Linked DNA regions of Homo sapiens: region 2 is linked to region 1. A link is an interaction called in ENCODE POLR2A ChIA-PET data of the cell type or tissue named here. Cell type or tissue: HCT116. All regions are shown on one strand. Each heading gives the region's core, and the rest is flanking DNA. Links, peaks and the distances in the headings are about the cores only.

What was found. Peaks named below come from ENCODE experiments on the same cell type or tissue, not always from the same donor. Only the 100,000 strongest peaks of a DNase experiment are listed, where the experiment ranks them.
Region 2: POLR2A ChIA-PET joins it to region 1 with 7 read pairs; 2 of 35 experiments call an interaction of 5 or more read pairs at or near these places.

Annotation. Positions count from the first base shown.
Region 1 is chr17:55,706,835-55,711,233 of GRCh38, forward strand. No RefSeq gene overlaps it. Among named protein-coding and RNA genes, the nearest start is that of TMEM100, 14 kb to the right of the region's middle. In HCT116, for the core only: no CTCF peak of the experiment used is centred there; no DNase peak of the experiment used is centred there; H3K27me3 peaks cover 3,866 bases.
Region 2 is chr17:55,574,132-55,578,530 of GRCh38, forward strand. No RefSeq gene overlaps it. Among named protein-coding and RNA genes, the nearest start is that of SMIM36, 65 kb to the left of the region's middle. RefSeq lists enhancers at 1,883-3,082, 2,762-2,831. In HCT116, for the core only: no CTCF peak of the experiment used is centred there; a DNase peak (open chromatin) is centred at 2,150; H3K27me3 peaks cover 1,275 bases.

The sequences.
Region 1 (4,399 bases), core at 89-4,088:
AATGCTTGCCACATGAACCAAGGCTAATTCCCTGATTAGATAATTATCCTCGTGAATGCTTTCTTCATAATCACAATGGCAGGAGAGATGTTGCCAGGTCTTTCAGGAAGGGAGAGACACCCAGTTGTGACCCAATAAATTGGCATCAGCTCTTACTCCACCCCTTCCGGTAGGAAAGGATTTAAAACCTTGGGAAGGGGAGGGAGCCGAGAGGTGACCCATCTCTCCCAATGCTGTCAGGTCACATCACAAGGTACTCACTCCCCACCCTTTTTTCTTTCCACATTGGAGACCTTTTCAACTGGAAATCGTGCTCAGCTCAGGGGCTGAGGTGTGTAATGAAGACAGAGCTGACCGTGTTATAACGTAAACAAAATAAAAACTGGAAACTTTTGTCATAGCTCCTCAGAACTTGGGTCCCTCTCCAGCCGTTAACTGCAGGTGGCCCTTCCAGCAAAGTAACACAAAATGCTGCTGCTGGCTGAGCCTCTCTGGAATTGCAAACATGCTTTCTAAGCTCAGCTCTGCCGTGCTGCCAGCAGACGGTCTTCCAGAGGAATCTCCTTATCATGAGGGATTCTGGGCTTCAGACCCATCTGGGATCAGCTCAGCTCAGGGTAGGTAGTTGCAGTGGCTGCATCCCACCCCACTGTAACACACCGTGAGCTGCAATGGCCTTACCTCTCCTGCATAATGCGGGGAAACCTCATTATGCCCCATTGATAAGGTAATGAAATAACAACAGCCAGAGATGGGCACTGTTCACATCCTGATTTTATAGACAAAGACCTTGAGGTTTAAGGTCTCAGTGACTCCTCCAGGGTCACTCAGCTCAGAGTCAGAGCCAGGATCTTGATAATCTTGCTCCAGATTTTGTGCATTTAACCCCATCAGAGGTTATTTTATTTGCCTTGATGCAATCAACTTGTCTTCTAAGTCCTATTCTCCTCCTCTGCCCTAAAGATAACCTACTCTTTCTCTAACAGGAACTGCATGTGTTTCCCTGAACCTGTTCTACCTGTTCTTATATACTTCCTTTTTCTTTAGCCTTTTCTTCTTCTTGAAGAAATTTTCTTTCTCTTAATCCCAATTTTACCAACTGAAATTCTGCCCCAGCTTCAAGGCCCATGTCAGATGCTATTTCTTCCAAGAAGTCTTTCATTCCTCCACTCTCATCTATAAGAAACATTTCTCCACTTTGCATCTTCATCACATTCTGCTGATAACATTTTTTTGTCACTCAGTTTGTTTCCTTTTCTTGGATTTAGTTGTTGTTGTTGCATTATGGCCGTGTTTGTATTTGCCTTACGATGTCTGTTATGTTGCAAACTCCCTGAGCCCAGTGACCATTTATTTTTATTTTTTATTTTTTTTGCTTTTCTTATTCATATGGTCTAGCTTTGACCAGTGACCATTTATTACTCAACTTTTTATTTCCCCCAGGGTTTACAACAGTGCTTTGCATATACTATGAGCTTAAAAATACCTATTGGGTTGAATGTATGCAATACTGAAACACGTATAACTTAGTTTGCATTTATGAGAATATAATTGAATGCACTGGGGAAGTTAGGTGCTGCAAATGAGTAACCCTGTGATTCATCTTTATGGAATTAAAACAAAAAAACTCTTTAAACATGATAATTTATATCTTTGCTAAATCTGTATTTGCATTTATTAAAAAATTGGAAATAAATGGCCACTGTGTTTTCAATGTTTTGCTTTCACTTCTCCCCATTACATAGATGAGACAGAGCTGCAGAGCTGCCTAGAAAGTGAATGTATTTGGATGCTCACTCCCAACCTTCCTTGCCCTTTTGTGATTCCGGATTGGATTGAGTGTGTGAGGAGGGAAAGAGCAGCTCTCTGGGGAGATTAATAATATGGTCTGAAGGATGAAGATCAAAGAGAAACCTTGGCTGTAGACCACGCAGTGACCGTAGTAACCGGCAGAGGCTCTCTGATCTCCGTGCTCCTCGGTACCCCCTGTAATCTCACGCTGCATTTTGCACCCTTTCCTGGGGTCAGCACTCATCTCAGTTACACATCTCCACTCCACCCTTGCTTCTCCAAAGCTCCACCTCCTGCAAGACTACAGATCTGCTGTTTATTCTTGTATAACCCATTGTCCAGTCATCAGAGTACCACCAAAAAGAGGTTAACAAAACTGATATGAACCCGATGAAAATTTAGGGGAAATTTGTTTATGAAAATTCAGGGGAAATTTGTTTAAACATTTTTTTAAAAAAGTACTGTTTAAAAAGTAAAAATACTTAAAAAATACCTAATTGGTCTCCTGTAGACAATATCTAACTTCACTAATTAAACTACAGCCAATCATAAGCCTTATAAAAGTTTGATTGTAAATCATCTGTTGCATGTTGTCTGGGATATGCTACAAAATAATCTGGTGGTAGGTGGGAGTTGAGAATTGTTGAAACCAAAGATAGTTCCTTGGGGTTCATTACACTATTCTCTCTTGCTTTAGTATAGGTTCTTAACTTTTTCTTAATAAGTTCTTTTCTTTAAAAAAATTGGTTTTGTTTTCAAATTCTGTCACCAAAATTGCAGTGTGGTTAATTTTTCTGTTTTGGAATATGGGAATCACTTAGTTGAGTTCTCTGCCCCTTCTGCCTTCTTCATTTTCTCAACTTCTATCCTTGCCTTTCTTTACCTAACTTGGTGAAACAGGGCTCTACCTGCTTGGTGAATCTCAATTACTGTCCACAGAATGGCCCAAGAACTTTGGATATTGCCAGACTGAATGCTCAGACTCCTTTCGTAACCATTTAAAAATATTCCATGGTAGCAGGAGCTCCAAGCTCGAGGGTTTTATTTTCACTGGGAACTTCAAATACCGCCGCTGGGCTGCAAATAGAAACTAGGATGGTGGCTTGTTTCCGAAAGTCACAGTGTTTGTTCCTTTTCTCTTTTCTCTTTCCTTCTCTCTCTCTCTTTTTTCCTCTGTTGGAAAAGCATCTATTGGAGAGCGATTAGCAATTCGGGGGTACAAGAACTCTCTGGTGTTAAATATTTCCCAGGACTTCAATAGCAAAGCTCTTTGGACTGCTATGAATGACATAGTAAATTGCCACCCTTTGTCCTCATTTTGGAGACGTGTACCATACTGTTGGTCTGGGAGGAGAACAAGCTCCTAAACCAAACATAAGACCCTAGGGAAAAAGGTGACACACACGTTGTACCTCGCAGGTGTTTTGGCACCAGCAAGTCAAACAGGGCATTTATTAAATCAGATGAGCAGACAGACTTGCCATTTGATCCACAGCAGAGCTTGTTCTGTACAAACCAAGTCCAAAATATTATTCCATTCAGTGGGCAGCTCTTTGCAACACCACTCGTTGGCACGCATCCCTTGAAAGCTGCTCTTGGAAACCTCTGAGGTTTTGCCTTTCTCTAATGTTTGTCTGACTCTATGAGGCCAAAGAGTATTCCTTGAACAGCCAAGAAAGGCAAAATAAGGAAAAAGAGCAGTTCAAATGGTTAGAACCTTGAACTGTGGAAGAAGATGCACCAAAGAGCCTGGATTTACAACTGTCAATCATCCCTCTTATTTTACACAGGAAAGGCATTTCTTTAATCCACCTGTTCAATTATTTATCATGCTGTGGGTTTCCTCTTAATTGTCACTTGGGCAAAGCCTTTATGCTGTAAGGGGACACCCTCATATTTTTTAATGACCTTAGGGAAAGTGATTGACACTAGATCCTGGAGTCAGATGTTCCTAGTGACGCAACTTGTTCTCCTAGTAGCAGAAAAGCTTCCTGCCATGATTAAGTTAGAGCTGTGAAAGTGCTAAAATGTGTAGTCAGCCTTCCTCTGATGCAAGCACTTTTATTATAGGGCCTAGTTGTGGAGAAGTGTAGCAACACAAACTCTGTCTCCAAATACCTGTTTTGTCTCTGAATTAGCCACTCGGTAGAGAAAGGCAATATGCTCTATCCACGTGCTGGGCACTTGAAATACTCATAATCACAGTCACATCTTCTCTATACTTACAATTTTTCTGGCTCTACCCCTTTACTCTTGTCTACTTGTTTTTCTGAGTTCATACCACAATGTGATCACAACTGATTTATGACTGGCAGGCTGCCAGTCTCTGAACCCTCATCAACTACTCTAGTCAAGCAAAACAAGAAGCAATCCATTCTGTATTTGAACTTGAAATGGAAAATCCTCTGTGTTTGCTTTTCTCGATAGGAGGCTGAGATGGAGCAAAAGTGTCATTCTATTTTTTTTGGACATGGCCTACACTTCCCATTGAAAACGCTTGAGAACTTGTGAGTAATGGGTGTCAGATCCACGGCTGCTCAACAGTGGATGATCCACTCCATGTTAAAACAACACAGAGGGCTTTCTCAACTCCTCTTGTTTTGGTTTT
Region 2 (4,399 bases), core at 168-4,167, 130 kb before region 1:
AACAATAAGTAATATATGGATCCGTATATATTAAGACAACAAGTAATATATGGATCAATAATTAAAACAAAGAATGGGATCAATGGACTATTAAAAACATGAACAAGGTGAGAGAGATGAGAGGGGAAAGGAAAGAGGGGAGAATATTCAAAACATGAACAAGGTGAGAGAGATGAGAGGGAAAAGGAAAGAGGAGAGAAAAAAGAGACTCTAGGACATACCAAGACAGACGTTTTGCCCTGAGCTACACCTGAATAAGAATTCACTAATTTCTTAAAAACGAGGAAATGAAATTTAATACTGGAACACTATATATTTCTTTTATATCATATGTATAGATTTATGCTTAGGTTAACAACTTAGTAAAGTGAATGTTGTTTCTCCCATATTGTGGATTAAGTCATTCTTAACTAATAATTTTGTGGTCTTTAAGGAGTCCCAGATCAAATCCATACCTGGGTCACTTGTTTGCAATAGGCATTATAAAAAATTATATTGAAGATTCTGTTGCTAAGCTAAGCAGTGCCCTCTGAAGATTGTTGCCTTGACAAGGATAATCACTCTTGGAGGAGTTAGACATTGCAGAGGTACTTGATGGGTGACCTGCATGGGCCCTTTCTCAGAGCCTTATTACCATGTATTTTTCCAAACACTTAGTAGAGATAAGAGTTGGCCTCATAAACCTTAGTTATATTCATTAGGTCCTAGGCCAGTTTATTCTTTCATTTAGGAAATAGGTATTGAGTATAGACTCTGCATCAGGGGCTTTACTGTGTAAAATGCTGGGAGACCATGAGAATACCTGTCAGTGTACAATTTTCAAAATGTTAAAAACATAATTCTCATGAAAAACACAGAGAGCAAATGTCAAAGTTGTATTTGAGTCATTCATGAGGGATTCATCAAGATAATCAAGCCGATTCAAAGAAAGATATGGGGTAAAAAAAATATATGCTATATATACATATATGAATACATATGTACATGTAGAAAAGGAGAGAGAGATAGAAGAAGAGAGTCAGTTTAACCAAAAAAGTGCTGGAATAAGATTTCTAAATTGGATTAAAAAACAGTCAATTTCTACAGTATAGTAAAATCATAACTTTGGGGGTAATAATTCTGTCTACTAGACAAAAATCATTTACATATTATCAGTTTCCTACAAGTTCAACCTTAACTTTACAGAGTCTGGCCCTTTATTAAGGTAAAAAGTACATCAAATGAAAACCAGTTGACCCATGGACAGGCTTATTACCCAATGCTCTATGACATGGACAGAACACGCAGTCATCCTTCTTTCCTTATTTCTAAGTTTTGGGTGATCTTTCTTCACATGATGAACAAAAGCAGAGTCTCTACGCTCACGGATCTATCACCTAGTCACATTATCATTGCATTACTGATTACGCAAATACATGGAGATTTCAACTGTGTTGAGAGTTGTGAAGGAGGGTACACAATGGTTATAAGTGTTTACAACAGGGATTTTTCTAAGCAGGGGATCAGGAAGGCACCAGTGAGGAAGGAGACACCAGAGGGGGAAACACTGGGGAACACTGGGCAGCAGTGAACCAGATGGGCCCTCATTTCTTCCCTACCCACACATCTCTCCATGGCTTTGAGCACCATGTATGTGACGATTTCTCTCACACGTACACATTTAGTCCTTTCTCTCCTCAAAACTTCAGACCTGAGAGTTCACTTGGATGGCACACAGGCATCTCACCTTGGCATGTTCAAAGCAGAATTCTCAGTCCTGCTCACACCAAACATCAACCCTTCTCATAGCCTTTCTGTTTTAGTAAGTGGCACCACCGTCCCTCCAATTGATCAAAACAAAGGTTTAGGAATTCTTTCCGATTTTCCTCTTTCCCTCACTCCCCCTACCCCAAAGCAGTTTGTCAGTTAACACTGCCTGCTCCTCCCTTATAGTATGCAAAATCCACCACTTTCACACCACTACCCAGGGCCAAGACATCAACATCCCCTCTCTCGTGAACTATTTCAGTGTTTCCACCAAGACTTCATTCTCCACTTAGCAGCCAAAAGGTAAATCTCAGCTAAAAGGTAAATCCTATCCTGTCGCTCTTCTAAAATCCCTCCAGTGGTAACTGGAATAAAATCTAAACTCCTCCCACTGACTCACACAGCCCTACGACACCCGACATTCATAACTTTTGACTCAACTGTTACTATTTCCACTCCCACCCCGAGCCCCACCCCTAACTCCACTCTGGTCACACAATCCTTCTTTCAGTTCTTCAAACATTCCATGCTTATTCCCAGCTAATGGCCTTTGAGCTTGTAGTTCTCTCTTTCTGACATATTTTTCCTTGTTACTTTTGTCTGTCTGTCTCCTTTCGTTATCCAGATCTCAAGCTTAAATATTACATCTTTAGAAAGGTCTTCCCTAACCACCCAATCCAACCTACACCTAGTTTCTCTCCATCAGATCTTTTGACTTTAATTCTCTGCATGATGTCATCATGAGCTGCTATTTCTTCTTGTTTACTTCCTCTTTTTTCTCTGTCTGCCCTTCCCAACCCAACCCCTCCATACATGTCTTGAATTTTAGTTGTAACTCCAGTGCCTACAACAGTGCCTAACACATAGCAGGTGCTAGAAAATAATTTTTGAATACATGAACAAGCAAAGAGGGAAAGGACAATCACTCAGACAAAAGGAGACAAAAGGAGCATAAAGGACTGAAAAAAAATATTCAGCGTAGTGAGAAGCTGGGAGCACAGAGAGTAGGAGGGAGCAGGGTGAAAAGGACAGCGGAGAGCAGAAGCCTCCAGCCCACGCAGCACTCGGAGGGATTTTAAGGAGTTTCATCTTCATCCAAATACTAATGAGAAGGCAGACACAGGGCTGAGAAAAGGATAATATGCTAGTGATCTTGAACTCAAACTGAAAGAGACTTAATAGGAAAAATAAGGCCACTGCTGTAGTGATGGGCCCCCGGGTAGTCAGAGCAGAAATGCACTGACCCACATCAGTTCATTTCTCTCCCCATGGCACACACAGTCATCATCACTTCCAGCCTCGCCACCATGAAGTGAACAACAGCCCGTGGAATGAACTTTCACTTCTTCAAGAGCATAATGCTGCTTTCCAACCCAGGCCCGCCCTGCATGCGGTTTCCTCTACATACAAAGCTCCTCCAACTTCCACATGCCTAGTTAACTCCTTTTTTCCCCTTCATTTCTCTGCTGAAACCTCATTTCCTCAGGAAAAGCCTTCTTGGACCCTCTCCCCGCACCATACTGTGTCAGGGCCCACTGTTATAGTTCCCTGAACTGTAACTCCAAGAAATTACCATTCTTTCTTTCACAGCAGGAATCAGTATCACATGCGGTTGAAAATGAAAGCTGTTAGACTGCGTAGCATCCCACATTTTCTACGTGGTAGCTGTGTAAACATAGGCAAATTATATAATCTCCTTGAAGACTTCAGTTTCATTATCTGTAAAATAGGAATAATAATAGTCCCTACTTCAAAAATTTTTTTTTTTTTTTTGAGACGGAGTTTCGCCTTTGTTGCCCAGGCAGGAGCGCAGTGGCGCGATCTTGACCCACAGCAACCTCCGCCTCCGGGTTCAAGAGATTCTCCTCCTCTCAGGGGAGGCCTTCCCATGCCCCGACAGTGCAGAGATGCCCGACTGTGCAGTCTGGGTTTGGTGGCTGCAGCTGTGCCCGAGGGGGTGGGGCTCCTTCCTGCTCTGTGGAGTGGGAGGCCCGAGTCTGCAGCCATGACTTGGGCTGTTGTGGCTGCACCTGGGGAATTCCCTCCCCATCAGCTCGGAAGTGTTGTGATTCCCACTTGTTGCCAGCTCCACGGAGTGTGCAGCCCTGGCTGAGCTTCGCTGTTGCAGCCAGCGTAATGGCAGCGGCTGCCCCAGATGGGCTGCAGGCGCCATCATTAGCACAGCCCTCTATGAAAAGCATTATGGCTATTTCTCAAAGAACTAAAAGTAAATCTACCATTCAATCCAGCAGTCCTACTACTGGGTATCTACCCAAAGGAAAAGAAGTAGTGATATTGAAAAGACACCTGCATGTATATGTTTATGGCAGCACAATTCACAATTGCAAAGATAATGGACCATCAATTGATAAGTGGATAATGAAAATGTGTTATATATACACCATGGAATACTACTCAGCCATAAAAAATAAACAAAATGATGTCTTTTGCAGCAACTTGGATGGAGTTAGAGGCTATCATTCTAAGTGAAGTAACTCAGAAATGGAAAACCAAATATATATTCTGACTTCTAAGTGGGAGCTAAGCTATGGGTACACAAAAGCATACAGAGAGGTATAATGGACACTGGATACTCAGAAGTGGGGCGAGTGAGCAGGGGTGAGGGATGAAAAATCACATATTGGGTACAATG